Linked DNA regions of Mus musculus: regions 2 and 3 are each linked to region 1. Evidence: chromatin loops called from intact Hi-C (ENCODE). Cell type or tissue: left cerebral cortex. All regions are shown on one strand. Each heading gives the region's core, and the rest is flanking DNA. Links, peaks and the distances in the headings are about the cores only. Region 1 holds the start of Gm52130 (a long non-coding RNA gene). Region 2 holds the start of Mir124a-1hg (Mir124-1 host gene (non-protein coding)). Region 3 overlaps Msra (methionine sulfoxide reductase A).

Evidence for each region. A loop is a pair of places that touch in the nucleus more often than their neighbours do. Peaks named below come from ENCODE experiments on the same cell type or tissue, not always from the same donor. Only the 100,000 strongest peaks of a DNase experiment are listed, where the experiment ranks them.
Region 2: it touches region 1 in a loop (10-fold over the local background); 5 of 42 quality-filtered maps call a loop at or near these places.
Region 3: a loop joins it to region 1, with 6 times the contacts of the local background. A loop is called at or near these places in 2 of 42 quality-filtered maps.

What each region holds. Positions count from the first base shown.
Region 1 is chr14:64,398,405-64,409,159 of GRCm38, reverse strand. All of the region lies in intron 1 of Msra (methionine sulfoxide reductase A), which reads left to right. Gm52130 (a long non-coding RNA gene) reads right to left here and starts at 2,534. Exons shown (of 2, transcript XR_003951178.1): 1 at 2,494-2,534. In left cerebral cortex, for the core only: no CTCF peak of the experiment used is centred there; DNase peaks (open chromatin) are centred at 5,118, 5,613, 7,932, 8,913 and 2 more places; H3K27ac peaks cover 7,713 bases.
Region 2 is chr14:64,582,124-64,592,878 of GRCm38, reverse strand. Mir124a-1hg (Mir124-1 host gene (non-protein coding)) reads right to left here and starts at 4,764. Exons shown (of 4, transcript NR_040709.1): 1 at 4,725-4,764; 2 at 3,912-4,102; 3 at 2,920-3,038; 4 at 1-2,606. Mir124a-1 (microRNA 124a-1) reads right to left here and starts at 2,222; the gene lies at 2,138-2,222. Mir3078 (microRNA 3078) reads right to left here and starts at 1,694; the gene lies at 1,608-1,694. In left cerebral cortex, for the core only: a CTCF peak has its summit at 9,545; DNase peaks (open chromatin) are centred at 6,273, 6,886, 7,543, 8,451 and 9 more places; H3K4me3 peaks cover 4,681 bases; H3K27ac peaks cover 7,759 bases.
Region 3 is chr14:64,167,005-64,177,759 of GRCm38, reverse strand. All of the region lies in intron 5 of Msra (methionine sulfoxide reductase A), which reads left to right. Among named protein-coding and RNA genes, the nearest start is that of Gm52129, 27 kb to the left of the region's middle. In left cerebral cortex, for the core only: a CTCF peak has its summit at 8,492 (motif pointing left); DNase peaks (open chromatin) are centred at 5,019, 5,536, 6,182, 8,479 and 2 more places; H3K27ac peaks cover 7,226 bases.

The DNA.
Region 1 (10,755 bases), core at 1,255-9,254:
TCTTTTTCTTTCCTCCTTCTTCCGTCTTTCCTTCCTCCTCCTCCTCCTCCTCCTCCTCCTCTTCTTCTTCTTCTTTCTCTCTCTCTCTCTCTCTCTCTCTCTCTCTCTCTCTTTTGAGACATGATTTCGTGTAGCTCAGGATAGCCTCAAACCAGGCTGGTTTTGAACTCCTGATCCTCTTGCCTCTAATGTCCAAGTTCAGCATTGCAGGCCCGTACCATACATTTTCTGTTTTCAGAGACAATTTTAATTTTCCTCATAACACCTACTCGTAGTCCATGTTCTTGGATGTGGCAGAGAAAGCAAAAGGGACTAACTCTCATTGTTTCCAACGTGCCAGGTTTGTATCCTCTTAATAGCAAGGTGATAGTTTTGAATTTTCCACATAGACTCAATTTGTTGACACTTTGGACAGATTCCTGCTTTCCTGGAGTCAACCACTGAGCCCAGGGCTCCTGAGAGGTTGTTTTGTTAGCTGACACACTGATGCTGCAAAAGACGCCCCAGGCCACCTGCAGCTCCCCAAACAGGAGCTCCCTGCCCTTGGAAGAAATGTCCTTTTGATTTGATCACAGCCGTTTCTACGTAGTGAATGTTCTCTGTACAGCCAGTGCTTTTTCCTTCCTCTCTTAGTTCTTCTAACAAAATAAATTAATTGAGAAGAGCAAACTGTTGGGGCCAGTGGGGCTGAGTTGTGGCTGAATCTCCAGCACGTCTTTTGTTGTGCAATCAAGTAGCACTTACTCACCCAGGGTGTCGCCCTCCCACCCAAACAAAACCCTCTTAATCTCCCAAATCACTTTGCAAAACAAAGGGACACAGCTTCAGAGGAGAAGGGGCTGGGCGGTGGATGGGTTGCACTGGGCACTGCCCTCTGTGTGCTTGCTGATTACTACAGAAATCTGTTTATGAGCCTTTAAAAAAAAACTTTGGTCTACAAAGTGAGTTCCAGGACAGCCAGGGCTACACAGAGAAACCCTGTCTCGAAAAACCAAAAACCAAACCAAACCACCACCACCACCACCACCACCACCACCACCACCACCACCAACAACAACAACAACAAAAATCAACACCTTTGGGAGAACAGTTTCTTTACCATTCATCCGGGATCCTGGAAGCAAGACCGTTAACTGCAGTCATCAATAAAGTTCTCACTGGGAATTAATAACAGTGGGAGCCAGGGCTTGCCAAACTAAGCTTGCTGGGCCTGCCTTCTAGGCTGGATCTGGCAGGATTGCCCTCCCCAGGGGAGTAGCCTGGCTCCCCCACCCCACTTGGTGCTCACTGGCCACTGGCCATCTTGAATCCCTACTCAGTTCTGTGAATAAGCTGTAGAAAGGTGGGAACTGGGAAGGGCCGTCTTTTTCCTACACTTGCTGAATTCTTCTCCCAAGTTAGCATCTTTGTCCATCTCTCCTCTGCCATTTTCATGTTATCTAAGCTACAGATAGCAGTAGTAGTAGTTGTCCTACTCCCTGACCCCCTCAACCCCAGCAGGTAAGAAAATTGCAGCCCAGAAAAGTAGAGTGCCTGGTGTCTTTAGTGGCAAGGTCAGTGGGCAGACCCAGCCTTCTGTCTCTAACTCCATTGCTCTTGCTGTCTTTTTAGCGCTTGTTCACTCTGGAAGGGGCTCAGTTGGAGAGTAATGTGCTGTGTGCATGCAGGTGCTCCTGTGAGTGAATGAGTGAATGAGTGTGTGTGTGTGTGTGTGTGTGTGTGTGTGTGTGTGTGTGTAGGTGCACATGTGAGTTTGTGCATGTGTGTATGGAGGGCAAAGGACCACCTTAGGTGTCTTTTCCTCATGCTTTTGTACAGCTTTGGGTTGTTTTTAAAACAGTCTTTCACTGGCCAGAACTCACCAAGTAGGCTAGTCTGGCTGACCAGTGAACCCAAAAAATCCACAGGTCTCTGTCTAATAAGCACATGGAGTATAAATGCCCACTTCTATACCTGTCTTTTTTTGTTATTTTGTTTGTTTCCTTTAAGTGGTTCTAGATCGAACTTAGATCTTCATGCCTACAAGGTGTGGTAGTTTGAATAGGTTTGGTCCCTACAAACTCTGTTTGAATGCTTAGCTCATGGCACTCTTAGTAGGTGTGGCCTTGTTGAACTAGGTGTAGCCTTTGTTGGAAGAAGTCTGTCATTGAGGAGCTGAGCTTTGAGGTCTCCTAGTGCTCAAAGTCTGCCCAGTATGGAATTCTTGTCTCCTGGGTGTCTTCAGATCAAGATATAGAACTCTCAGTTCCTTCTCCAGCACCATGTCTGCCCCAGGCTGCCATGCTTCCTTCCATGATGATAATGGATTGAACCTCTGAAACTGTAAGCTAGCCCCAATTCAATGTTATCTTTTATAAGAATTGCCTTGGTCACAGTGTCTGTTCACAGCAATAAAACCCTAAGTAAGACACAAGGTAAGCACTCTGCCCCAACTGAGCAATCTCCCCAACCCAGGATGTTGCTGCTTTTGCTGTTTTAGCTTCTATTTCTTACCCCTACTCTTCTTCTCTTCCTTGTCTTCTTTTCCATTTTACCTCTTCCTCCTCCTCCTCCTCCTCTTCTTTTTGTATCCCCTACAGTAGGGAACATGTATCCTTTGGTAAATCCTAGGTCATCCATCCACTCATCCAATCAGTAAGTCAATCTATCCTCATCCTATATGAGTTCCTCAGGGGTAAAGGATGAGACAGCACACACAGCAGCCCAACTCACTAAGCTCTCAGCGGAGTGGAGGACAGACAAGTAGACACAGCCTGGTATGTTGTTATGGCAGCAAAGGAAGAAGGGCCTGGGTCATAGGTCTGTTCACTCTCTAGCTTGTCTCTTTTTTTAAATAAACGGTCAATAGATACTCATAGAGTTTAGATAACATGGACTTTGAAAATAAGAGGTCATCATGAATATATCTTTATGTGTGTAAATATATCTCTCTGAATGCTTGTGTGTATATGTTTACACACCACTGAGCCATCTTTCTAGTCTTTATAGTTCTATACTCAGTGTTTCCTCTCTCTCTCTCTCTCTCTCTCTCTCTCTCCCTCTCTCTCTCCCTCTCTCTCTCTCTCTCTCTCTCTCTCTCTCTCTCTCTCACACACACACACACACACACACACACACACACATATATATATCACTCATGCTTGCACCCATACATGCAAAGAGCTTTTAAAAAAATAGAGGCTGGGAGATGGTTCAGCAATTAAAGGTAGGTTCTGCCTTTCTGGAAGACCTGAGTTCTATTCCCAGCACCCACATCACTCACACCTTTACCTCCATGGGACCTTATGCATTCTCTGGCCTCCATGAGCACTTGCATTCCTGTGTACAATATACACAACACACACAAGTATGCACAATTAAAAACACAATGTTTAAAAAAACCTTAAGAATTGAATGGTAAAGAGGTTCTTGGGTTGGTCTTTTTGTGGCTTGATGCATGAGACTCTGCATTCCGAGCCACAGCTCCCCCAAGATGAGCAGTGCTTGGTGTGGAGGTGCACAGCAGAGCCTGGCTGCACTGTCAGCTCAGAACGTCCCCACACCGTCTCCCACCCGTGTTCCTGTTAATGCTTTAGAAGAACAGATCTGTGAGGATGCAGTTTGGTCGTTTCTGGAAATATATAAAAGAGGAGGAGGAAGAGGAGGAGGAGAAGGAGAAAAAGAAAGAAAACAAAATCCCAATGTACCATTTAAATAAGGAAAAATGAGTTTTAGCTCCATGAGTGCTTTTGTCATTTTCTTAGCTCTTATTCTCCTTCTGAGAGCTCATTATGAAAGAATGGCAGTAGCTGTCCCTCGGCTGGGCCAAGCGGTGAGTTAGTTCCCAGATCAAGGGTACAGGAGCTGGCAGATAGCACCTAAGTGACCTCAGGTAGTTGGCAAGCTATTTTGCTTTTTGGAAAGACCTCCCGGGAGCACCCCTAATCTCTACTGCTTTCCCTTCCCAGTGTTTAATAACCTTTGCTGCCAGGAAGCTCTTCCATTTAACCCAGTTCTCCCTTGACACAGTCAATCCCATTTCTCTTGTTGTCCTTGGTGGGGACAGAATAGTGGGTCATTATCTTCTTGATGATATCCTTAATGTTCTTGGGGATGAGGGAGGTTTCTGAGAACCTATACTTCTGCAAGTGAGATAAATATACCCCCTCCCCTTTCTCCCTCACCTCTTTCTCCAGGGCCTCATTTAGAGATAGAACTGCTGACATTTTGCCCTTGAGTTTCTGGGTCCAAATACTACATGAGGCCCACCTTGGACAGCCATTGTGTCCAGCAGACCCTCTCATGTGCTCCCTTGAAGGTGAGCCCCCAATTTAACTGCTGTTTGCTGGCCTGGCTGTGAAGCCCATTCTAGAGGCAGCTGGATGTGAAGAATGACTGTTTCTCATTTACCAGAGACGAGGAACCCAAATGCCTGTGCCAGGATGGCCCACTGACATGCCCATTTCTTCTGCATGGACACATGAGCACCAGCCATCAAATGCTATATAGTTTGTGAGCTAGTGGCAGGGCAGTGCAAAGACCAAACCCAGAGCCATGCTCCTTTTTCTTTTTTCATCTTATAAATAACTAAAAGGTGGCTGTTGTTTGCCAATTTTGTTCTAGAAGTGATGGGTGAGCCTGTCTGTCTCCACCTGATTCCTACGAGGGGCATGATCTGTCATCAGGTCTCCCCATCTTTCACCACGATGTCTGACAGTCTTAAACTGCATGCTGGTTGGTGGCCACATCAGCCCTGGGGTTTTGGTCCCATTTTATTTCATCCCACTTTAGATTTCATTGTTTTTCAGTTCTCTTTCTCTCCGATCCTTCCACTGAAGCATAAAAGCAGCACAGTGCTTTCTCCCGGCTGCCAGCGCGTAGGCAGCCCTCCCACCTCGGCTGCCAAGCTCTTAGCAGATGAAATAAAAGTCTATTTATAACTGGTCTCTGATGGATTTCCTCCCTACCTGTGGTTGTGCTCCATCAGCAGGTGTGCTGAGCAGATGGAGGAGGGTTTTAATTTTTTTTTTTTTCAGTTCAATTAGATCAGCTCTCCAGGTTCAGACCAGTATGTCCCTTTCTCACTCAGTCTCTTCCTCTTGGCATTGAAATTGTCGAGCATAGCAGAACCTAAATTAAGGCCAGGAGATGAAGTGAATGTAGCGACTGCCTTTAAAGTAAGTACTTTGGCAGAGGCAGAGGCAGAGGCAGAGGCAGCTTTGGATAGCACAGGCAAAGTCAGTGTTAACACTTTCCTTCCTAGTGCTTAATTTCAATGTGACTTGAATAGTATTTGGAGCGTGGGCTTGCTAAGAACATCCATGCTTTCTTAGTGTTAAGGCACCTGGTTGACATCCAGACGTATGCATCGGAAACTACATTATATGGCCTCTGAAAGAACAGTTTGGTAATTCTGTTTGTGTGATGAGGAATTTCAGTGAGGAGGTGAAGAGGTGAAGTCATTCACTTCTTCTTCTTCTTCTTTTTTTTTTTTTTTTTTTTTTTTTTTTTTTTTTGACAGTAGAACTATCAGGGAAGTGTTTAGGCATTACCCTGCAATCCAAAATCATTGCCAACGTAGTCTTTGCTAGCTTGGGGTTTCACACCAGGAGCAAGTAAAAAGTCAGTACACTCGAATCAAGTCCCAGCTTCAACATCTACAGAGTTAGCAGTGCTGGCTAGTTTTATGTCAACTTGACACAAGCTAGAGTCATCTGGGAGGAGGGAACCTCAACTGAGAAAACACTTCCATAAGATCTGGCTGTAGGGCATTTCCTTAATTAGTGATTAATGTGGAAGGGCCCAGCCCTAGGTGGGTGGTGCATCCTTGGGATGATGGTCCTAGATTCTCTAAGAGAGCAGGCTGAGCAAAGCCACAGGAAGCAAGCCAGTAAGCAGCTCCTGCCTCTGAGTTCTAGCACTGCTTGAGTTCTTGTTCTGACTACCTTCAATGATGGACGTTTTGTCAAAGTGAAGGCCAAATAAACTCTTTCTTCCCCAACTTGATTTGGTCATGGAGTTTCACCATAGCAATAGAAACCTAACTAGGACATTAGAGCAAGGAGAACATGCTCACCCTTAGTGGGGCAAATGTTTCTCCTTCTCAAGAGCCTGCATTTTTTACTTTAGGGCTCTCAGGCAGGAAGCTGAGTCTGACTATATCACACATATATTCATATATCTCAGAGACATATTTGAGCTCCTGGCCAGCGTCATCATGCTATCTTGACTGAGGCTCACATTCTGTTTCTCTACATTAGTTCATTAATATGTTGTTTGAAGATGGGGTTGAAACAAGGAAGACTGAGTCTATTCTAATGAAACTTTTGTTTTGATTGTAAGATCGGGGCTTAGAGAGATGGGTCAGTGGGTAAAATCACATGCTACACAAGTATAAGGACCTGAGTTTGAATCTCCAGAACTGACATGACCTCCCAAAGCATAGCTTTGGCAGGGCAGAGTGTAAATACTAAATCTTTCATCACTCTAAGATGTTAATTTTCATCCATCAAGAATGATGAGGATGCTGAGTCAAAGGTATCAATTTTAGAGAAAGTTCCCACTGTTTTATTTCTGCTTCTCTATCCTCTTAGGCTGATGGTGATGGGGTGCAGAGCCTCAGATCTTTGGCATACATTGTAGATTTTATGGGTCTACATTCTTGTTCTGGGTGATGGTTCTTTTTTCATTTCTTGGATAGCCTTGGTGGGGATATTCAGTTGTGGAGATATGTCCCTCATTATAGAAAAGACTAAGTAATAAACGCTCTTTGCCAGGTATTCAGCACCCATTAACTGAGTATTAGCCCTGTGCCATGCACAGGAACAGATAGAAGGAGGCAACAACTCTATTTGAAGAGTAGCCCTTACACATAACAGAGGTCATGTCATTCATGAGTTCACTGAGGAAGTACTGTGGGTCTAGCCATGTCTTCACTCAAGGGATTTCTGTGAGGTCCCATGACATCACAATAATGTCCAAATACTTCATCATAGTCTGTGAAATTTTCCACAGCCAAGCTGCAGCCATCTTGATGCCCTCGTTTCCCACTGCTTCCCTGTACCCCAATACATCACCTTAGACATAGTCCTCAATTTGCAATTTTTGACCTGACCTCTATAGTCTATAGCCATACTTAAAGCAGTTTTTGGAGACTCTAAAACAGTGTTTCTCAACCTGTATGTTGTGACCCCTTTGGGGGTCAAACAATCCTTTCACAGGGGTTGCCTAAGGCCATTGGAAAACACAGATATTTACATTATTATTCATAACAGTAGCAAAATTACCATTATGAAGTAGCAATGCAAATCACTTTATGGTTGAGGGTCACCACAACATGAGGTGTTAAAGGGTCACAGCATTAGGAAGATTGAAAACCACTGCTCCAGAGGAAATACCTCTGTTCCTAGGACTTTGGAAACCTCCTCTAAGCATGTGGGATCAGAGGTCACCTTTTAGCGTTTTGGACATCTATATAGACTACAATTCTGCCTCCTTATAGGGCAGAGTTATATCTGCATAAGATCACTTTGGAGAACTGAAGCTATTAGCTCCATGGTGACCCATTATCTGGGGTATTATTTGTGGCATATTCTAATAGTGATATATAATTTGTCCATACAATTCAGATCTTTATAATAAAATATGAACAGGCCTTTGTGGAAAGAAAAGAGTCTTGTTGAACAAGATGACAGGACACAGCAGGGCCTGCCATTTGTGTTTTTGTTGGTCACATTCCGTAGCATCTGGAGGAAGTGACAGAGGTCCTGTTGCATTCATTTTCTGCTGGTGGTGTGGGTTGAATGACTCAAGTGTGGGGTGCCTTTAGATGGAGAAGCAATTAGGGTAAGGCACTGTTTGTGTATTTGATTTTCTGATCAGTATGTGGGTCCCAATGGTGATTCACACTCAACCTTCATCTTGGAGAGAGAACTGTTCAGAGATGTTGTGCCAGACAAAAAAAAAGTCTTGAGTGCTCAATTCTTGGAAAGTTCCAGATGGTCAGTGAAGCTGAGCCTTTCTGCAGAAGAGGCAACGTGGTTGGAAGGATATGCTCCAGAATTATGACTTGGGTAGCATGCTGGGGACAATGAAGTTTTGGATTGTTTTTACACTACTTGAAGCTCCTGGGGCAGGCTGGGATCAGAGAAGTGCATTCAGGGTAAATGACTGCAGTTTAGCACTGCCTACAAAGGTATGGTCAGGGTCAAGAGAAACCAATGGGGGTGGGCAGAGCCTACAGCACTTAGTATCAGTTCTACTACCCTAGGCAAGAAGAGGAACAGGAGAGATCAGTTATAAGAATGGAAGTGTGGCCACAGATGGCAAATTCAGTGTTTCCACATCCTCTAGAGCCTCCAGTATTTCTGGGGATCAGTTTTGGCTGTACTTAATCAATTCTTCTGAAAGTTACTCTCCATTCGGTTTTCTAGACCTGCTCTGTACCCTATTCTGTGCTTGGATGGGCTACATATACCCCAAAGGGCTTTCTGGCTCTCTGGCTCTAGTGTGTTGGCCAATGGGTGACACTGTTAGGAGACTGGACAGCTGAGAGATTGGTTAAAAATGGATTCTTGCAGATTGCCCAGCCTGCGTTTGGCCATGGCAGAATTCCCCTACTGAAGGGCACAATTACTAGAGCCAACTAAGCATGCTATGGGATTCTCATTGTTGAGTTGAGTGCTTGCTCTACTAATTGGAAGAGGCTGATGGATTGGAGATGTGGACTAATACATATCACACAGAGAGATGGAAGCTTTTGTTTGCACTCATCATGCTCAGGATTTTAGAACTCAGTGAAAGCTAGTAACTTAAAAATGCCACTGAGATGGTACGGGTGCCATGAGGCTTTGGCACGGATGCAGCTAGTGATGGTGGGTGGTTCCTAGCTTTTTCTGCAAGGTAGGAGTGAGATGATGGCGTGAGATCCTGAGGCATATAAAGGTTTGAGAAAGAGGAGGTGGAGAGGGGGCTTGTTGGAGCCAGGAGAGGGACTCCATGTAGCACAGATCTGCCTATCTACAATCTATACCTGTCATTGCAGCAGCCCATGGCTGTGGCATCCGCAAGCTGTGTCCTGTAGATTGGGGTGGAAGAAGAGGCAGATGCTCAGAACAGTCCAGGGATCTGGTGAGGGTGGATGTGGTTGCAGCATAAGGGAGTGGAGATTTATTTTGATTTAGTTTGAGGGAACACAGTCCGCCACAGCAGGGAAGATATGGTGGCTTCACGGTGGTGGGAGATTGTAGGTCTGCTTGCCTACACCTCTATGGATCAGGAAGCAGAGACGGGACTGGAATAAGGATGGTTATAAATCTCAAAGCATACACCTTCCCCAGGCCCACTTCCTAAAGGTTCCATGATCTCTCAAAATACCACCACTAGCTGGCATGCCAAATTTTAAAATATAAGTCTGTGGGGACCATTTTACCCCCATAACATATTCTTAAACTACTTGAGGATCAATGAGTTCCAACTCCAACTCTTGGAGTTGTGCCTTTGGCCACTACAGATATGAATCTACCAGAAAAGTGGGATTGTGACTATCACAGAGGAATGACACCATTCTAAAGAGAATACTCTGTGCGTTACCATAGTAATGCTGAAAGAGCTAAGGGTGTTATCCAGCATGCTGCAGGTGTTAACAAACAAGGTATGCAGGCAAGACTCTTACATAAATAAATAAAAAATTAAAGTATCTATCAAGCACACAGGTCCCTCAAGGAGTTGAGACAGCTTCCTGAAGCTGGTAAGGAAAGATGACAAAAGGCAGAAGCCAAAGGGAAAGAGACCAGAGCTCAGTGGAACCTGCAGCCTGCTCTGTCAGAGCAATCCTCTCTGTGGGAGCCACGCAGTAGGGAGCAGGTCCCTGGGAACTTATGGCATAAAGGAAGTACAAAGCTAGATGACTGGCATAAAGGAAGTACAAAGCTAGATGACTTGGGACGTGCACGTGGCTCAGTTGGTGGAGTGCTTGCCTAGTAAGCATGAAGCTCTAGGTTCCATCCCCAGCACTTGATAAACTGGGTGCAGTGGTGCACATCTGTAATCTCAGCCCTTAGGAAGTACAGGCAGAAGAATCAGAAGTTCAGAGTCAATTTCTGCTACATGGAATTTGAGGCCAGGCTGAGGTACATGAGACCCTGTCCCCAAAGAGACAGGCAGGCAAGCAAGTAAACAAGCAAGCAAGCAAGCTAATCTCTGGCCTGTGAAAAAGACAGATTGAATTGTGCTCTGGGTGGAAAGGCAAGCATACCCAGAGAATGGAGTAGGGCCGCAGCAGTGGAAGCATGATGCTGCGGAGAATGGGTGTGTTGGGAATGACTGTGCAAGGCAGCGGCAAATAATGGCCTGTTGGTCCTGGGGCTGCATGGGTAGAGGGGTACATATTTGGTGGTATCTATAACATGAGTGGAAACAAAAGGGATTCGAAGATGTAGAGGAACTTTGTGGACAGGTGAGATGGCCCCAAGTGATGCCAGGATTTGGGGTGGACAGGCAGATCAGGAGACAAGTGGAAGACCATCAGAGCAAGTGTCAACATTTCCAGGGGGAAAGTGGTAAGAGAAGGCAGAGAAGCAAGGGCATATGGTGGTATGGGCTGCAAAGGGCTTATGTCTAGGGAGAGGGGAAAGATGGCTTTTCCTGGGCCATTCAGAGAATCTTTTTCAGCAAATCCCAGCTTGAGCTTTTTGTTGGGTGTGGTGCTGCCACGTTCTGGCCACTTGCCTGCTCTAGGTAGGAATTCTGTAGAAGAGCTAAATGGCTGTGGTGCTG
Region 2 (10,755 bases), core at 1,709-9,708, 180 kb before region 1:
CTCCCAACTCAGATCCTCCGTAGCAGATCCCAGGCAGGCCTTATGGATGGTGCCTGCGGTTTGCGCTCTCAGAGCAAAAGCATATTGGGTTTCTACCTAAAAGGACTTTACTTGGGGAAGCATCTGGGGGTTACGTAAGATGAAATATCGGTGAAGGACGAGGGGACATTTGAAAGAATCATGGGGAAGCAATTACTGAGTAGAGGATTGCTAATGGGGATATTTGTGGTCCAGGGGGGTTGGGCCATCATCTGCTTAGGCCATTGCTTGAAGGCAAAATAACATCTCAATGAGCACGGGGGGGGGGGGGCAAATGGGTGTACCCCCAAAATGGTACAGCACACTAGCCGTTCTCTTCTAACCCATTTGTGAAGTGAGGGAGCACCCCAGGAAAGGGCCAATTTTTATTTCAAGGGAGGTAGATTTTCTCGAAGCAATGGCTATGGCGTCTCTTAGGACAGCCATTGTGGCTGGGTCTTTCCCTTTCTGCCTTGAAAGCAGTCTGGCTTGTCCGGTAGGACTCAGCCAGAGACACCCTCAGGGTGTGGGCACTGCAGCTTTCTGCCTGCAAGAGTAAGCAGGCGGTGGCTTATTTCTGCAGAGCGGGAGAAGGTTCTGGGAATGCCTAGGTGGAATGTGGTAAATTGAAGCTCAGCCTGGCTAGCTCTAACATTCTCTTCTGTGAGGAAATTTAGAAGTTGAAATCATCGTAAAGAAGGACACATAGTAGATACTCAAGAAATAATGAATACTCTTGAGGAAACTAGGCCAGAGAGGTACTGATCTATGATATACCCTCAAATACTAATTTACTAGACTAGATGAGGCTGAGGCTTTTTGAGACAAGAGTCCTCCATTAACTTCAACGGATGCTCTTTTAGACCCTGATTACTGTGTTAGGAATCAGATTAAACTCCTAAACATCCTTCATGGGCTTGGCCTTGCAAAGGCAGGCCTCTGGCATGACAGCAGGGGGGAGGGCTACAGCCTGCTTCCTGGGGGTGGGTTGTGGGGGGGGGGAGGAGGCCAGCTCTTGGCCTCCTTTCCCTCCCTCTGCTGCTGGGTCCTGCCCCTCCTCCATTTACTCCACCTGAAAATTAATGAGTTTAGGTCGGCCACCAGGCCATCATCCATCCACTGCAGGTTGGCGGAACACTGAGATGGAGACGGGATGGAACTGTGTCGGGGGCCTCCAGGACCAGCTGCTGCTGTTGGGGGCTGATTTGGGAAGCAGGTGCTTCAGGATGAGGGAGGATTAACCCTTTCTGTTCCTGGACAGCCTGCTTCAAAACAGACTTTCCTTAGGCCTCCACCTTACTCATGCTGATTTTCCTTCTGTCTTGGGGTTTTAAGAGCGATGGGGAGAGGCCCACACTCTGGGGGCTGGGGGTGGGCTGCGCCTCCTTTTCCTGTAGCTTCTGGATTTCTGCCTGAAACTTCAGCCACAGCCCCAAGGAGGCTGGGAGGCCCTGCTTTAGAGCAGTGGGCTAGCTGTCAGTTTTGATGGAGTCTGTGCGCTGTCCATGAACAAATTTGCCGATCGCCTTCGCTCACTCCAGAGATCTGTTTAAGCTTGTCAAATGCCCACAGCTCTCCACCAACGGGTGACAAACAGCTTCCCCTAAAGACTACCCCAGCAACCCCAAGCACAATACAAGGTAGCTGCAGTCTAGGCTTTGGGGCAGTCTGCCAGTCGCATGGGTACTTGGTTATTATTATTTGTTTAAGGGTAATAAATTGAAATCCGGAACTAAGACAGGTAGGGATGAAGGTGTCGGCCTTCTACAATGGGCAGGGTCCCAGAGCTGAGGGGCACATTTTACTCTCCAGCCGTCCCCAGGCTATTTTCTGCCGCCGCCGCCGCCGCCGCCACCACCACCACCACCCCCCCGCTTGCATAGATCCGTGTTTCTGTCACAGAATGAGTTGTTTGCTTCCTAGATTCTATTTGCATCTGCACAAACCCCTCTCTGTCGGTAGCTGCACACCTCCCCACCCTAAGGGCTACTTTGCGAGGCACTCAGAAGCCTGCTACCCGTACTGTGGGCGCCTGCAGCTGCAGCGCTGAGATCTGCCCAGGGCGTTGTGCTGGGTCGATCCTTCCGTGGCAGGCCCTCGTGGACCCAAGGTGCTCAGACAGCCCCATTCTTGGCATTCACCGCGTGCCTTAATTGTATGGACATTTAAATCAAGGTCCGCTGTGAACACGGAGAGAGAGGCCTTTCTCCTGAGGAAGGAAGAAGGAAGGAAGGAAAGAAAGAAGGAAGGAAGGAAAGAAAGAAGGAAGGATGGAAAGGAAGGAAGGATGGAAGAGAGGGAGGATGGGAGAAAGGAAGGGAGGAAGAAAGGAAGGAAAGGTGGAAAGAAAGGGAGGGGATGGGGAGAAGATGAGATGAAAAAAATGAGAGATGAGAAAGAAAAAGCTGGCGACGCGTGCGTGTGCGTGCGCACTGACAGCAGGGAGGGTGTGGGGTTGGGGAACGCGATGAGCTAAGGACCACCGCATCCTTCCTACCGCAGCTCCCCCAGTCACAGACAATGAGATAACAGCCACGTCCTCCGTAGGCTCTTTGTTCTCCCGCATCCTTTCGTTTCCAAGCTTTTTCCTGCAAAGGGGAGGGGGGTGGAGGGTTCGGGATGTGGGTGGAAGTGGGAGACGGAGGGGTGCCTCCCCCGTGTTAATTACCCCGACTCCCTCACTCCTCTCCTCGCGCTTCGCCTCCCCTGCAGTTCCAGACAATGAAAAAACATCAACCCCACCTCGCCCCACCGCAGCGAATCCTACCCACCCAGTTCGCTCTCAGCTTCGCCTAGGAAACTGAGGGGGGCCAGGAGGAGGGAGATGACGGAGAGGAAAGGGATGGGAAGCAGGGGCCCAGCTACTGCTGCCTGGGCAGGGCTTGTGACCGCCGCCTTTACCTTGAGTGTAGGGTCCGGGTGTAGCCTGGCCGGGCGTGCCGCAGGGCAGAGCTGCTGCGGTCCCTTACCAGGATCTGTGGGAATCAGCCTTCCGGAACTCTCCTGCTGCGGTCCTCTCGCTTAGGTCCCAAGTGGTGGATGGGAAAAAGGAAAAGAAAAAAAAAATAAATAAATAAGAGCGAGGCCCATCTGGCCCCTCATCAGCCTTGTCAAGTCTTGCATACGCTAAAATGCTAATGACCTAGATAGCTCATGCAAAATGCAGCAGGGAGGGACAGAGAAGGAGGGGGAGCGAAGGGAGAGCGAGAGAGGGAGGAGTGAAGGGAGAGGGAGGGGGAGACAGAGGGAGGAGGGAGACTGGGAGGGGGGAGGGGGAAAAGAGAGAGAGAGAGAGCGCGCACCCCTACATGTTCCCCCACCCCACCCGTCAACCGGTTTTACAGAGGTAAAGGGTGGGTGTAGATTTTAAAAGGTCACCCCTATAGAATGTAGCTGGGTGGGGTGGGGGAGAGATCCCCAAATCCATAGGGACAATAAAATATTATTTTAAGACCCCTCCCTCTCTGCTCTCCATCACTCTGTTTACACACAAGTCCAGTCACCTTATGCATGTACATGTCAATTTCACAAGACTGCTTTCAACAGACACCCACGTTGCCATTCCCTGAACAAACCCACCCAGTGCACCAGAGTGAGGAAGGTGCTTCCTAACCCACAGACCTCCCTCACCTGGTCCATCCCACTCCCTACTAGTGCCTTATCCTTTCAGGCAGTCGTCCCCCCCCCCCCTTTCTCTTTTCTAAGCCTTCCCCATTCTCCTTCCCAATGGCTCAAAAAAGCCAGGTAGAGGGCATAGAGGACAAGTTAAATCTAACTGGATCGGTTCCGTTCAGCTTCCCACCCACCCCACAGGGTTGGGGGACACAGTCTTTACCTAACACTGACCCTTTTAAAGCATGCCACAAAAATCAATAAAATTGAGTCCGAATAACCTCAGAGGTCCGCAGGTCCGGCCGGGTACTGTTGGGCAGCGTTGATCTCTCCAATCGGGGAGCCAGAGTTCCGCGCGTCCCAAGACGCTTTGTCCCGGAACCCCCGCACAATATCCTCATCTTTTTGTTCTCCTTTAAAGGATCCTGGTTGCAGTCCGCCGCGTTTCAGCCAGTCCAAACCAAAGGCGGATCTATTGGAATAAAAAGGGATGGGGATAATATACACGCAGATGGATGCGGGAGAGTAGTGGAGGCTAAAGTCAGCCCCGCAAGCAAGGAGCGGCCTCCCTGGCCAAGCCCCAAGTGCTTCCTCGGCTATTGAAGGGAATTGCTGCTGGCAGGCGCTGATGCTGGCTCCACCTGGCCGGAGGAAAAGCATCCTGGCGATGACCCTGAAAGAATTAAGACACAAAACCAAAAAAAAAAAAAAAAAAAAAAAAAAAAAAACCCCAAACCGAACCAAACCACCAAAACAAAAAAGCAAAAAGCCAGAATCCTCCTCTGGTGAACCAGAGCACGCGTGCAGAAGAAACCGCTCTGCTGGTGGCCGCGGTCGAGGGGGAAGGATGCTAGCGCAGGAGGCGAAGGTTGCAGAGGCTGCACCCTCAGATGAATAATAATAACGCGCTGAGAAGTTGCAGTGCAGCTTGGAAATCCAGCCCTGCGCGTGAACTCGCGTCGAGTGCGGATTGCAGGGGATGGGGGAGAAAGGGGGGGGGGTGAGGAGAGAAGAGAGGGGGAGGGGGTGAGGGGATTGAGAGGAAGACAGAGAGAGGGACGCAGAGAATTTAGTGCCTTTTCTTTTAGTCTTACCAAGAGCTGATCTCCTTCACTGTCCTCGTTGGGTGAGGCCGAGGTCCTTTTTAAAAATTATTATTCCTTTAACGGATTATTCAGCTAAGAGAAGCCACATCTGCTGACAGTTCCGAAAACAAGAGGATTAGGAGTAGGTCCACAGAGCCCGGCCCGCAGCCCCCCCCCCCCCCCTCTGCACCAGCACACGTCACTCTCACTGCCCCCGGGCACCTCCCTCTCCTCGCTCGGTGTTCGGGAGGGTTGTGCCAAGAAAAATGCGGATTTGGGGAAAGTGAGAAGTGGGGGTGCTCTCACGAACGGGAAAGCCAAGGCCGGAGGTGGCGATTCGCACCCCCACACTTACACTCGCTTCCGTTTATCCGTTTAGATCCTGGGAGAAGTGGGTGCTTTCACCGCACCCACACGCGCCGCATCTGCAGTGGTCAGAGCCCTCCGATCCCTTGAAGCCACCCTGGCCGCCCCAGACCCTGCCAAAGTCCTCTGGGTGGACTCGGGGGGCTCAATCCTACCCCTGCCTGAATAGCTTCATGGTCTCCAGTCCTCTTTTTCTCAGTCCCCTCCGTGCAATACCGCCGCTAGCCCACTCCCGGTTTCTTGAGCTTCGGTCAATGGAGTGGGGAGCTCGGGGGCACTTGCACACCTTCTGCTTGTCGTCCTCAGCCCGAATTGCCGGGCTGTAGCTCAGCCAGGCTGGTGAGGATGGAGCTGGGTGCTGCTGCGGTTGTGGTTGCTGTCACTGCGGAGAGCGCGAGGCTGCGGGGCGGTGCGGCGACCCGAGCGCCAGTGCAGCCTCCTCCTCACCCCTCCCTAGGCTGGCGTCTGGGCAGGACAGTGCTGGGGGTGGGAAGACGAATGGCGGAAGGTGGGGGGATGGAGGACCATAGTCTCTTGTCGCCCCCACCAACGCCCCCCCCCCCGCAGTCAAGGTGAAAGTGAAGGAGAGCGGGCGCGCGTGCTCGCGCCTCTAGTTGCGTGCGCGCGCTCCTCCCCTGCCCGCGCCCTCCCGCCCGCCCTCGCCCGCCGGGGCCAGATGGACGTCCGAGATTACAGAGGCACAAAAGTGCGTCTACACGTCCAGCCACCCGTCCTGCGGACGTGGAGAGCCACTTCGGGGAGGCGCCTTTTGTTGTACTTGTGTGGCTGTGTAACTGTTTTTCTTTTCCAAGAGCAGAGTTAGCTGTGGCTTAAAGAAGGACCAAGAATGAATGTCCCCCATAAGAGCGAACCAAAAAGACCTTCCCCCACTCGAGCCCCCGCGCCTGCGATGAGAAATCTGTCTTCCCAAAGGGCTATTGCGGCAGCCGCGAGGCAGCCCCGACCTGCTCACGCAGGCCCATCTGCTTTCCCTACGCCTGCTTTTCTTTGATGACTTAAAAGAAACAAATAAACAAACAAACAAAAAAAACTGAACTGTTTCTTGGGCTATGTTGAATTCAAGACATCTAGACAGGGGAGAACAAACTCGGAAAGCTAAAAGCAGTCTTAAATGTTGTGGCTGTCAATGGCCAGTGCAGAGGGTGGTGGCCGCGGCGCCCACCTAGCCCTGATGGACCTCCGGGGATGCCCCCTGGATGGAAGGCCATTTCTGTTTCTGTCAATTGTTAGGTAAGGACCCCAACAGAAGAACGGCTGTAACAAAACCTCCCCCATGTGCTGTTTTTTGCTTCAACACTGTGTGGCTAGAAGCTTAGGAAATAAGCTGTTTTTGTAAATTTCTAGAATTGAGAATCTTAGGAGGGGTGGGTAAGAACTAGAAAACATCCTTGTGACGGATTTTAATTAAAAAAATGTAACTAGTTGGCAAAGGCCCCTCGCTAGGCAATCTTTCTGGGAGCACTGACCACTTTCATAATAGTCCCCACTAAATCGCTGGTCTCTCTCTGCGGTGACTTGGTCTTACTTACCACCATTTTGATCAAGGTTTTTAGCTTTAGGACTATTCTAATGTTCTGTCTATAAAGCATTCCTCGGCAGACAGTTTCGAACCCCTGCACCAGGAAAGGGTGGGGCTGTGACTTGAGGTCTAGTCGGTTTTGACTGAAGAGCAATGGGACATGGAGGATACTTTCCTGTGCTAGACTGTCAGATAGGCCTAGGGTTTTGTTTAGCTTAAGAACGTTTTTAATGCAATTCTCCTGCGCCGTTGCGGCATTGCGGGACGCTGGCTCTCTCGTCTTGCTGCGTGGGGCGCGCGCGCCGGGGTGGGGGTGGAGTGGGGGAGCGGAGACCTGGTTTTGTAACAGGCTCCGCAGGCCCGAGTGGGAACGCCTTAAATGATGAGCCCAGGGTTAAAAAAGAAAAAGAGAAAGGGAGTGGGGGGTAGATACGGCAGCTGATGCTGAATTAATAGTTAGAGCATACCCCTGGGACTTTCTCCAACCAGGGGGTCAGGAGTCCTTGCCCCTCCCCCAGCCACAGATTTCATATCTGTTTTTAACCAGTCTGAGCGGACGGATGCTGGGCCATTTGTAATGGCTTCTTAAAACCTAAACCCTTGGGCTTAAGGGCTGTCTATGCGCCTGATCAAACTCACCCCAAGTACTAACACGTTAAGAAATTACATTGTAAAACCTCCCCAAATCGGATTGACTGGGCTGTTTGGGGCCCATATGGCTGGACAGCTGGACAGCTCCGCTGAAAAGACACCATTGCCCCACGGATGGGATAAAGCAGGGCTTCCCCAGAGAGCTCAGACATGACCTAAGTATTAGCGTAGCCTGGGGTAAAGACTGAGTTAAATCTCTCTCCCTTCTTGAGGTTAAAATAAAGACAACAGAAATCAAAAGGGGAGTACTTTTGAATTCATTGTGAATGGCGTGCCTCCTGCTGGTCCCACCATAGGAAGGAGAAGGAAGGAAGACTGAGAGGTGCCCTTCAGCTGAGCACATGCATGCGAGTGGGTAAACGGGAGGGGCAGGAGATTGGAAAGAAATATATTATTTGCCAAGCCGTGACATGTGTCAGTGACATTTGTGGTTCCCTGTTCAGAGAAGTAGGGTTCTGACCTCTCTCAGCTGATGCTCCAGTGTTAACCATGAACAGTGTCTGAGTGCAATCTCCACAGTGAGAAGAAAGATGGAAGCCGGGCACACACACACACACACACACACACACACACACACACACACACACGCAGAGAGAGAGAGAGAGAGAGAGAGAGAGAGAGAGAGAAGAGAGAGCCCATTATGAAATGCAGCCGGTTTAATTTTTAATATGATGGCGGAGCCTCTAGCACATTCTTCCCTTGTTGTTAGCATTCAGGAGGAGTCATTTATCCTGTGGCAGAAAATTTTTAAATGGCTTTAAAAAAATGTCCTGAAATAGAATATTCTATCGTCACCTTCTAGTTTTGGAATACAAAACTCTATCCTTAGTGAAATATTCAGACAAATAAGCTAAGTTTGTTCTTACTTATCTACCTGTATTTCTGATACCAGTTTTCTTCAGGCCTTTCCAGTAATGTTGAAGGAGGGAGGGAGGAGAGGAAGAGAGAGAGAGAGAGAGAGAGAGAGAGAGAGAGAGAGAGAGAGAGAGAGAGAGAGAGAGAGAGAATCAAGGTTTATAAAATCATCATTCAAAGTCATCCAACTCTATTTTGGAAGATCGTTTCTACAGTGAGCCTCCCTCGTTTGCAAGGTTTATATCAATTTCAGCAGATTCAGAAGTGTGTGCTTTCTGTGAACGTCAGTTCACATCTTTGGAAATAACTGCAGATACTTCTGCAGTTACCTTGTCTTTCCAAAAACAAAACACAGCAGAAAACAGATTTGGAGGTGGCATTTGGACTGCTAATGATAGAACCTGGGAGCTGCCTGACTCTTCCTGATGCACATGAAAGAAAAAAATCAAGGCCCAGAGAGATGGAAAAAATCCCTTCTAGAACCGCGAGGCTGATTCCTAGTAAAGGACAAAACCTGGGTCATTTTTGTTGTTATTGTTGTCGCATATTTTCTTCTATATCATATTTGTACTTTCATATTTTTCTTATGATTTTTTTTTGCCAAATAAAGGAAGTAAGTAGCTTAGGGTAACATTAGTCTAAAGCAATGTATGCTATTTTTCAAGGTTACTGGCAAAGAAGACTGTGCAGGTTTTCCAACATATAGAAATGATAAAATTCTGAGGACCTGGAGTTACTAATTACTCTGAATTAATAGTTGCCCATTGTGAATGTATGTTGAATTACCACAGGCTATCCTATGACTAGGCACAGTGACCATTAAAATAAGCAAACAAAAACATTTACGGAAAGCTAAAAGAAGTAGCCTGCTCTGTTTGTCTTGTTTGGTTCGTTTTGCTTAGAGTGAATTTTGAGATGCTCCTACGTACATTTCTCTAGTTTGATCTGTATTTCGGGACATGTTTAGAAAAAAAATACACAGAGCCAGCTTGTGTGTGTTGAGGGGAGAGAGCTTGGGGACAGTTCAGGGACTTTGACCCAGTGCACTAAGTCTATAACGTGTTCAGGAAGTAATCACATTAAAGCTGGCATAAGCATTTCTGAGGAAGGACCCACAAAGCGTGAGCTCCCACAGTCAGCACCCTTCCATACTCATTTTGAGTGAAGAATGAGGAAGGCCCTTGAAGAGGGTCTTTGGTGCAAGTTTCCTTTATCAGATGGCAGTCACTAGTCAATTTATTTTGCTTCTGTTTTATCTGACAAATTATTCATAGTGTACAACCCCCCTAATCTTTAAAGAAAGCCAAAAGGAAAGCAAACCACGGCTTGCTGGAGGACACCCAGCCCCCCATTTTCTTTTGCAACATGGGGAGATGATTTGCAAAGTCCTTGTCCTCACCTGGGTTGTAGGAGCCTGTTCCAGCCAGTAGGCTGGAAGATAGCATCTCTCTTTTAAAGATCTGTCTGGCAAATCCTGCTCAGGTCTTAAAAAGCAGAACAAGGAAAGCTTAAAGTCTACGTGTGTTTAAATGTAATTCATCTGATGGCACAGCCTTCTTTATTTTTGATGACTCTGTGGGTCAGGTAATGGTCCCTTCAGCAGGTGAGAGTATCTCTATTCCCCTTGGAACGTTCCAGTCCAGTGTAACTGGGCCTCCTGTGCCTTCTAAGCAGATTGACTGGAGCCTACTGCAGATTTAAAAGCCATCCCATCTTCCCATCGCTCTATGCTGACCTAGATTGCAGGATGAAGGCTAATGATTCATTTGCAATGCTTATGGTGGGCAGCTACTGCAGGCTTCCCCTCCCCCTCGCTCCCAAAGAAACCCTGTTCTCCTTATCATCTGATAGTACCACAAATAAATATTTTTGTTCAATTGCTACATAGGGCATGAGATTATTTCCTAATGAATTATATGCCTCGGGAGAGGAACCATAGCTCACTAGTGCTTCGGGCAATTTTTAGCATGTGTCAGATTGTGTTTGCATTGGAGAATTTTTTTTAAGGTAATCTCTTGTTTTTCTTTTCGTCTTTGTGCAGAGTTATAACATTCAACATACTTTAGGTCTAGAAGACCCTTGCTTGTGTTTAAGAGTCTAACAGGAACATGAAACTGTTTATATGCGCAGAAGGGGACAGAGGGGTGGGGGAATCTCATGATCATATTCATGTGCCAGATATTGTTTTAATAGGAACCGGACAAGGCCTTCACCGAATTTCATTTAGAGGCAGCCACCATGCACAATAAATTATAAAATCAGTGCATTAGCCCTGAAAAAAAAAGGCTCTGACTGATAACGAGGGACCAATTGGTGTGTTCATTAAATATACAGATTTGAAGCAGAATTAGTAGAAACGACGGGAATAGAAATCTTGTCAATCATAGGTGAGACGGGTGACAAGTTCGAAGGGGGGAAAAAGCCTGCTTCAGATGTGATTCATATCTTGTAGGATTGTGTCTGAGGATGATTTAAATAAATTTGGACATTAGGTAGTGACAAGAAGAAAATGAAAAATAACATCCAATTGGACAAAAAGACTGCTAGGCCTCTGGGAATGAAGAGAGAGAGAGAGAGAGAGAGAGAGAGAGAGAGAGAGAGAGAGAGAGAGAGAGAGAGAGAGGGAGG
Region 3 (10,755 bases), core at 1,291-9,290, 230 kb after region 1:
AGCCAGGGCTCTCTGCTACCTGCTCTGGGGAGATAGATACTGAGTTACAAAGGTTCAGCTCTCTTTCTAACTTCCGTGATGAGGGGGAAAGGGGTTGGGCCAGCCTGTGGCTCCCCTGCCTCTGTCTATTCTAGTACTTTCTTCAGCAGTCACTTATCTGTGCCTTTGCTTCACTCCCTAATTATAAAGCAGTTCTCAACCCAATAAACAGCCTTGCCCAGCTAATAGAGCCAAGCAACACCCTGGTGGCCTCTGCCTTTGTCCTCTGAGGCTCACAGCTCACGGTCATATCTCACCACCCCCACATTTAATGAGCAGAAAAGTATTGTTTCTTGAAGACATAATTCAAAAGACATTTGCTACCTTCCCTCGGATAACAGGCCTTTTGAAAGGTACAGTGCTAGGGAAGACAGAGCAGAGAGCAGCGCCACTTTCCTGTCGACATCATGAGCCACTTTAATAGCTTCCTAGCCCCTATCTGGCCAACAGCTTGGGAGTCCGTGTCGAAAGTTCATTACGTTATGCCTGTGAGGCTTGTGCCTGGAACCTAGAGCCCTGTTTCATTTCCAAGTTTGAATCTCTAACTCGCCTTTACACACTGGTAGCTGAGAGCAAGATGAAGAAATGGTCCTATCGACTCTGACTGTCCCCCGACAGGGAGACAGATATCTTTGGGTACGAGGACAGGCATCAGCCTGTCCTTTCATCTCACAAGAATCTTCAGGACTGAAAACTCAGACTAGAAGTAAAAACTGCTCCTGAGAGACGCCACTGATCACACCCTACCTGCTTAGGAACCCTCAGCCTTCCTCACAACTCTCAATGAGGCATCTACATTCGGCCATTTGTTTAAATGTTTCTGTGGTGTCTGGCTGCCTAAAGAGAGGAACTCCTCGGGGTCAGTGGGTAAAGTGCTTGCTAAGCAAACATGGCATCAGAACTCAATACCAGATTCCACTAAGTTGTCTTCTGACCTCCACACACCCTGTAGCATACATGCTTGAGCTTGAAGGTGCACGCACACACATACACACGTAGTGCACATGCACACAATAGTAATGAATAATTTTTTTAAAAATACTACTTTGTTGAGTCTGAATTTTGCTGTGTGAAGCATGGTCTCTGGCATACACTTAACACCTTAAGCATAAGAGTGTTACTCTTCTATGTGCCCCTTTTACCTTCCTGTCAATGCCCTCTTCTCCATTTCCTGGAGGAAGTAACTTCCTGCACATGAGCACTGTACTTTCTTTCAAGCCTCTGTCCGACTAGAATTTAATATTGCTGAACTCCTTTGTTCCCAGGAAGCAGAGTAGAAATGTTTGACTTGGAAGATGAAGAGAGATGAGGTTTCCATTCTGGCTTTGGTATCTTTCTGTGAGACTCAGATGAATCAATCAGTTAAGTTTTCTGAGCCTCAGTTTTCTTACCTGTAAAGTGGGTATAAAAACATCCCACTGAAACCTTGTATCTACAAGATTACTCTGATAATAAATGTGTCTGTAGCCATGCCTGGGACAGTGAAAATTAGTAACTGCCTTTAACTGGAAGCATTCCCACCATAGAATATGCCACCCACTGCCAAAGTGAAGCCCCATGACACTTGCCTCATAGATGAACATCATCCCCTTTCCCCATGTTGTGGAGGACATGCTGGACAACCAGTTAAGGAAATAAGAAATACTCACAATTACTCTGTGAACAAAGAAACCCAAACCCCAAAGTGGTTCCAGCTCATGAGCAGTGAGGGTGGGAAGAGGCCCCTTCCCTGCCCTGGGCTAGCCTTGCATCAAGTGTTTTCCATTCCTGGCTCTTTGCACAGCCCTGACCCTGGCCATGCCATCCATATAGAGTCTAGCACTCACCAAGCAGCTCTTCTCCCTTTCTCCCCACCATTCCCAGAGGTGAGGGAGGCCTCAGATAGGGTCCCTCCTGTAAAGTGTTCCTTGCCTGTTTCTAACCACAGTTCCCTCTCCCACCCACCCCCTCTTTCTATGGGTTCTGGTTCCCACCATGGCGGCCGACGCTCCCCACACACTTAAATGTCACCATGCAACAACAGAAGGCCATGCTGTTTCTGCAGCATCTTGGGGGGATTTTTCTCTTTGATCCATTTGGTGTTAAGAGCACTCCCAAGACATCCGGGAATCCTTGCCAGAGCTCACTGATGTGGTTTGCATGGTTGGCTGGGGACACAACCAGCAGAGCGGTCTCGTCTCTCGGAACTGCCTCCTCCTACCACTTACAGCCTCCTGCAGACTCCCACGGCTCCAGAAGCTCCCATTCATCTTCTGGTGGGAGATGTCTGGTCCATAGCTAGGGAATATGGCCATGGAGTGTTCTGCTCTGGACCAGAAGACAGAGAAGGAAGACCACAGATGCTGTGTTCCTCACCAGAGCAATAGGTCAGAAGGGGAAGGGCCCAACATCGCCTGTCTGGTCACAACCCCTCCCAGAGGAGCGAGGAGCTCAGAGCCCCTCAGCCTCTGGGGTCTCTTTTGTTTAGACCCTACTGGGCAACATCTTGATGAGACTGTATGCAGCCACATTGCAGGACTTTAGGGCAGGAATCAAAGCAGAGTCATCTCTTTGTCCCTAGGGACTCTAGCTACTAAAGGTTTGTTGAGAGGAATAACTCTTCCCTCAGCTGAGGGTGGGAGCCTATGTGCGGATGGCATCCCGGCCAAGCTGAGCTGAGGAGACAGCACACAGCCTCGACCGGTCTAAAGACTCACAGAGCATTTGCTCATCACTCAGGGTCCAGAGGAGCCCGTGAATTTAAATTTTGATTAGCTTGTCTTTTCTGCCAAGACACCAGAAAGGGAAGGGGAAGGGGTCCTTGGGGAATTCACCTGCATAGTGAATACAGTGACTCTTTAGGATCATGGCACTCTGAAGTTTGTTAGGTTAGGTTAGGTTAGTTAGGTTAGTTAGGTTAGGTTAGGTTAGGTTAGGTTAGGTTAGGAGGGAGTCTTACTCTGGAGTTACATCATCCAAGCCAGGTCCTCTGGCCTCAGCTGTGCTCGGGACCTTCAGCAGCCTCATAGAGACATTGCTTCAGGCATTACCCAGGGGGCCATCAGCAAAAGCAGCCATGTGTGTTCCCAGCACTGTAAGACTAAGAAAAAGAGTTTAAAGAGTTCAAATCACATACACACACAACACATACTACCCACAATCACACACACAGTCTCACATACACACTCAAACACACACAATCACACACTCATACACACAATTACACACACTGAAATGCATTACAGTCAAACACATATACACAATCACACAAAGTCTCACATACACAGCCAGCCACATATCACTCACATGATCACTCACACAACACAAAACCACAATCACACACATACAATCACATACAGTCACACACAGTCACTCTCATACACAATTACACAATCACACACAATCACATACAGTCACACACACACACATACACCCAAACATACACAGGCAACAAACTCATACAATCTCTCACATACACAATCACACATACACACATATAAACAATCACACACACACATACATGCATACACACACACACACACACACACACACACACACACACACAGCAATCACATAATCACACAGAGGAGTTTGCTTGTTGAGTCTTTTTGAGATTCTAAGGGGAGACTGCGGGTGAGTGACCTTTTTAAAAAGCATTCAGCAGTCCTCACTGGCTCTGAATGGACCCCCTCTGACCTCTTCCTCTCCAGGTCAGCACCCAACTCCTGGTCACTCTCTGGCCCCACAGTGAAGGTGACAGGGAAGATTTTGTAGTGAGGCTCTTCAGGTGAGAAACTGCCTTTGGCAGTGCTCTGTGTCTTCCTCAGACTCTGGTCCGTCCTCCCTACAATGTCTGCACTAGGTGCAGGCTCCCTGCTTGATGCCGCCATTTGCATGTCTCTGTGGAAAAACACATTCAGATTTCCTTTATCTCCTTTGTCCTTGCCTTGTGCTTTCTCAAGGAGCCCAGGCCTTACCCATCAGACTGAGCTGAAGCAAAATGAGAAGCATTCACCAGCTCTTGACCTCTAAGGGCCTTTCCGAATCTCCACAGAGCAGCCAAAGACAAAGAAAGAGAGTGAGAAGAGCCCAGAAGAAGCAAACTTTCAGCTAGTTACCATCTTTTTCCCCCCTCTGAGCTCCCAGTACCGTACTCGATTTCCTGACCAGCTTGCGCCCCTCCCCCGCTCCCTCCGAGCATCTGTGGCGGTTTCGAATTGAGCCCTGTACCTGCTGCTCTCAATCCTCAACATACCATACCAGTTGCATTGCCAAACAGCGAACTGCCAGCCATCTGCCATCCCAAGGCAGAATTTACATTGTTTTATCTTAAAATAACGCCTCCGGAATAGCAAGCCACGCTATGCATCAGGTTTTAAAATTGACAATCAGCCAGAATTAAAAACAAATACCAAATGGGCGTAAAAAAAGAACAGGGTGTGTGTGGCGGATGGGGGGTGGGGATTGGCATTTGACAGAGAGCTTATTTTTCGGCTTTTTTTTTTTTACCTGACTTTCTACCAAAATAGTCATGCCATTTAATTTTATCTGCAACCGCAGGAGCTACTTATAGACTGAGAATATTAACGTCTTCCTTGCCTGGCTCTGTGGAGAACTGCAGGTCCATAGGCCTAGAGCAGTGCATCCTACCCTAACCCCAGACTACCTCAGCCTTATCGCACTGGGTTTCCTTTCTGTGGGTCACAGAAAACTTAGGCAGGACAAGCTGGAGTTCCTGGACCAAGGTACTTGCTGAGTCATGGGCAAAGCACACTTGAACCCGGGACTCCTGGCCCTGCTCCCTTCCCACTCTTCCTTAGCCTGTCTTGACCTGCCATTGTGCTAGAGAAGGCCCTCCAACCCCACTCAGTTCTTGTTTAGTTTTGTTTCCTTGAGACAGGGTTTTGTAGCGCTGGCTGTCCTAGAACTTGCTTTGTAGACCAGGCTAGCCTCAAACTCACAGAGATCCACCTGTCTCTGCCCACTGAGTGCTGGGATTAAAGGCTTGTACCTCTCCACCCAGCACCCCTTCTGTTCTTAACATCAACCTGTAGCAGCCTTCAGGTCAGACAAGAATGAACAGGGGCTAGAGAAATAACTCAGCAGTTAAGACCACTTGTTTTTTGCAGAGGACCCCAAGTTGGATTTCAAGAACCTATAGAAAATCTAGAACTCCAGTTCCAGGGAGTCCAATTCTGTCTTCTTACCTCCTCAGGCACCAGGCACACACATAGTGCACAGACATACATGAAGGCAAAATGCCCATACACATAAAATGAAATAAATACATCTTCAAAAAATTTAAAAAAGAATGGACATGCATATACCTGCAGAGCTTGGGGGACACTGGGGACCTGTGATATTGGCCTGTGGTCCCAGAGAAAGAGCCACTGACATATCTGGATGGGTTTTCAGAGCAGATGGTTCTAGAGGAATGTTTTCTTCTGAAGAGAAAGAAAGGAGGCTTCAAACTCCCTTCTGAGAAACTGTTTCAAGGAAAAGCAGGTTGGGGGAAAGTGTGAAGTCTGAGTGGGCTGAGGAAGTACAGGACTCAAGGTCTATACCCAAGATGCCTGCCTGCTGCTTGAGCTGTGGATGGGCCGAGCTGAGAGGTTCAGAGAAAGCCCAGGCAAGATCCTGGATAGCCCGAGAGGCCAGGCCTCTTGAGGCTGGAACTCTCTCTGAGTCAGTAGCAGGGGACATTGGCTCACCTAACTAAATCCTCCAGCCTTCTCTAGTCCAGAAAGCTCCAGCTTAGCCAGGCTTTGGTGTGGGTAGCATCTAAGGGCAGCTGTTCTTGTTTCAGATTGCCTAGATGGGGGTACATCCTTGTAAAAGCTGACTCCTGTGCCCAGCAAGGATCAGGACTCTCTCCCCTCCCTGCAAGCTATGGTCTTAAGTGCTGGTCTGTCTGTCCCTCTTGTGGGCCCCTTGAGGTAAACAGCCACCTTCCTCCTCTGTGAGTCCCAGACAACATCCACATGTGAACATCTGATGCCTTGCTAACAGGGGCTGAATTGACTCACAGACCTAAGGTCCTGAGCTTGGAGTCCCACCCCTGAGAACCTATGTCTGGCTAGTCATCACTCAGACTCCCTCTATCAAGAGGGAGCATCCCCACACTGGGTATGTTGGATGCTTTTCTTTTTGAAGTAACATAACTCAGTTTATTCTTATCCTGCTAAGCAATGAGCCAGCGCAAGCACAGAACACTGCTTTGCCTTAGTCACAGCTGCCAGAGTAACTGAGGAAACACTGGGACCCAGGGGTCACAAGAGCTTTATGGAGATGCCCCCATTGCTCTGCCTCCAGTACTGGTGGCCCTCACCAGACTAGGGCATAGATCCCTGGAAACAAACAGTCTGCCGGACACCCACTGCCAACAAGGAAGAGGGTAATCAAGCTGAGAAGGGAAGTTGAGGAAACCCATCACCAAGAAGAAAACACCAAGATTGACTGATCCAAGCCTTAGCTAGGCTGTTTTTCAGAGACAGGGGCTGCACTCTATCAGTCTAGGGGACAAGACAGACAGGTGTGCTTGCTTATTACAAGGGACAGAAAAGGGGTGCTTCCTAATCCACAACACAGTGAAGACTTTCGTGTGCTAGTGTTGGCTCTCAGGATGTAAGCAGAATTGCCTAACAATAGCACCCACAGAGGAGGAGCAAGGGTCTCAAAGAGCAGAGCCAGGAAGCCAAGAAGCCATAAAGCCATGGGAAGGAGACACAGAGCCTTACAGATCCTTCCCAACCATAAAAGCCATTTGTCCAAATCCATACTCAAGCCAGCAGTGAGGACTGAGGAGACAGATGGCTTGGTGGGTAGCATTCCTGTCCTGTAAGCATGAGAAACCAGAGTGTGATCCCATCACCAATGTAAAATCAAACATGGTGGCGTGAGTCTGGAACCCTAGCACTGAGAGATAGAGATATGCCAGTCCTGGAGCTTGCTGGCCAGCCAGCATAGTCAACCAATGAGCTTGAGGGTCACAAAGAGACCCTGTCTCAAAAACTTAGCTTGAGAGCCATAGAGAAAGATAATCAGTGTTGACTTCTAGATTCCATACACACATAAATGCACTTGTATCCAAGCATACAAACGCACAAATATACACATATGTACATGTACACACAGACATATACAGAAACTTATACACACCTACACACACACACACACAGAGCAATTATTGGGATAATGCACTTTGAAGCTCAAAACAGTCTCAACTCCTTTTGCTATATTTCATTCTTAAAATTTTACTTATGTGTGTGTGCTCACATATGCAATGACATTCATATGGAGGTCAAAGGGCAACTTGTAAGAGTTGGTCTCTACTCCCACCACGTGTGTCTGGAGACTTAGTTCTTAGTCTGACTTGGCAGCATACACCATAACCCACTGAGCCATCCTACTGACCCATCAACTGCTTTAAACAGAATAAATCACTTCATGTCTGGTGCCTCTCACCCATGAAACTGTGACCAGAAGAATGCAAGTCGTCAAAAAATGAGGCACGTTAACCCTGAGACTAGGATGAGGTGTGGCACCATCGATTGATTTGATAAAAGGCCAGGACAGGGAAGAGAATATGATCCCCACTGGGATGGGTAAGTGATGTCCCGCAGGAACCCAGGCGGTAAAGCTACATGTGCCCTCAGGGCCGAAGCTACTGTGGCCCTATCTTACCCTGATTACTTCTAGTGATGAGACCTGTGCGGCTCTGGCTGACTGTCAACAAGATATGTGTTCTGCAGTAGAGAAACACCACTCCCTTATAAAACAAGCGCGAGCAGCACCTGACCCTGAGTGTCATTTCTGAAGGGGCTTCTTCGACAGTGCTACCCTATTGAACAAAGTCTCTATCTCAAGAACACCCTTAGGAGGAGGAATCTGTCTACCTCCCCTAATACCAGAGTCCAGCATCACAATTTTCTTTAGCTTAGCATCCCCTCTTCCCTGTTAATGTCTCAGTATTCGTTGCTCTCAGATGCCTGTGGCATCCTTGCTTCCTTCTTCCCAGGAGCCAGAGCAGTACATTCTGAAGTGGTCTTTGCCAGTCAAAGTGCTGGATCTTGTGGTCCCTTGCCACGGAGACGGGTTTGTGGAAACATGGAAGTGGGGTCCAGGAACTCAGAAGCAGGTGTCAGGACTCAGGCTAAGGGATTCTCATAGAGTTTAGGATGAACTGTGTATCTGTTAGGAATGGCAGAAAATGCATGCGCATACTAGTGATAAAGTATTTAGTGTTGAGTTATTAAAGGCCATAACTACTTCATATTTGTTCATCTTAAGTGTTAAAAACTAAAATAACTCCTTAGATACTCCCAACTGTGTGCTTTCATTTTTCAAAGCATCCCTTGTGAAAAGAGAAGAAATACAAGTTCTTACCCCCCCCACACACACACACACACCTCCAGCTAGAATATCATTTACATGGCTAATCATGATCATGACCCTACTGCCACCTAATGGTAGAGAGCCTTAATTGCAGATAAAGTGCCCTAGAGATCAGACACCGTATTTTAAAAATATAATCACAGTGATCAAGGGGCCATCCACCTAAAGGGAGTGATTTTGTGCCTTGCTGTCATACCCAAGTAAGACACTTTATTTTTCTGATCTTGCTTGTTTTTCGCCTGGTGAGGCTGCATCAAACAAAAGTCCATCTGAAATTAAGGAAATAATGTAAAAGAATCATGAAAATCTACAGCATATCAAATTTTAAAAAATAGGATGTGGATTAAAATAACTATTAAAATATGATAGTTCATGTTCACCCGGTATCATATGGGCATACAGGGCAATAGTTAAAAAATTTTTTGGCTTGATTAAGGTTTATTAGTTGCAAAAGTTTTCAAACTAGTAATAGGATAAATTATATGTGTATATGTGAAAATTGCTGATCAGTTTTCTGGGGTTTAAAACAGAGTAGGCAATAGAAATACATCTATAAATTCATTCTCTCTGTGGTTACAGAAGCAGAAGTTTGACACTGAAGTAACCACATAGGCAGAGTTTGGGCACCTAGTCCTCCGTAGACCCTTCACATGTATGTTCTGTTCTTGAAGAAGAAACTTAATGCCGAACCCTAGGTCTCCTTTATAAACCTGTGCTTTGTCATAGCTCTACTTAATGCTTTATTGATAAACAGAATTTGTGTTATGCTTTGCAGTCGTAGAAGGGTTTCTCATGTCCTTTTCATTCTCCCAACCATGAGATCATTAGTACCTGTGATGTTAGCTTTAATTGCCAACTTGACAAAACCTTGAATCACCTGAGGAAAGTGTCTCAGTGAGGGATGGTCTACATTTGATTGGCCAGTGGGCACATCTGTAGGGGATTGTTTTAATTGATAGTTAACTTGGGAAGACCCAGCCCACTGTGAGTGGGACCATTCCCTAGGCAGGAAATCCTGACCAGTGTGAATGGAGAGACTGAGCTGAGCACAGACAAGTGAGCATGTGAACATGCATGCATCTGTCTTTCGGCTCTAGACTGTGGATGTCCTCACCTTCTTCAAGCTCCCACCACTCTGACTTTCCCACAATGATGGACACTAAGCTGGACGCGTAAGCTGAAATAAGCCCCTTTCTTTCCAAAGTTCCCCTTTGTTGGGTACATTATCAGAGCAAAAGAAATGAAACTTTGCTTTCCAGGTAGGAAAACTATTCATTCAAGGAAAGGGAATGACCTCCCTGTTGTCACACACAAGTGTCACAGGAGGTGGGGAATTTGCTTTCCTGACTCTATGCCCCATGCTTCTCCCACCAGGAGGCATTCCAAGACACAAATCAAGAATGGAAGACTCTTTTATGTATGGTGGCAGAGTGCCCACGTAACCAGTCAAGGAATGTCGAGTTGGGTAGCTGGCAGTAGATAACCTCACATCCAAGGGTTGTGAGGAAAGCTATTTCATGCCTGCACCGTGTGGTGCACATGACTTTTAAACTCAGTGTCGGCTGTTATCCATTCTTTTTTTTTTTTTTTAATCTGACAATGTCATACAAGAGCAGTGACCTTATCCCCTCATTATCCTCTCAGAAGGCAAGAACCTGGTCTGTGCCATTGGGAATTCTCTTCTGCCAACCTCTTTATCAGCCACTTCCTGCCCCAATTGTATCCTGAGAATCTGAAGCTGCCTTAGGAACAAGAAGCCCCCAACACCCTCCAGGGAGAAGTCTTGTTGGTGGTCCGGGATTGACATACATGTTTGTTATTTTGCTAGGTGACTTAAGTCTGCGTGGGCAGTTACTGGAGCAGATAGGTGTCCATGTTGCTGTGGAGAATAGATTCTGGCAATTTGTCCCAGAATGTGTGTCACACATCTTTGTAGGCTGGGCACGAGGGACTGTGTCTTCGGTAGGATCCAAGACTGCTTTCCACAGTCCTCCCTGCTGAGGGTGCTCACCCTGAGCACATCACTCCCAGGGATGACATCAGACTGTATCCACGCAATACCTCTAATACCCAATGAAGATGCAGAGTTCTCTGCCATGAGAGATGGTTGCTAAAAAACTTAATTTGCTGTCTACTTTATCATATATAACTTGAGATAAGATATGAAGGAACTAAATTCCAGAAGGCATTTGAAAGTCAAAAAGGAAGTGGTTTGACTCTTCAGCCTCTGGAGATATGCAATCTCTACATTAGGGGAAAGTATGGGTTATGGATGGGAGCAGTGTGCTTCCAGACCTTTCTCCCTGATGGCCAGAGGGAGTGTCCTCAGACCCACAACACTGA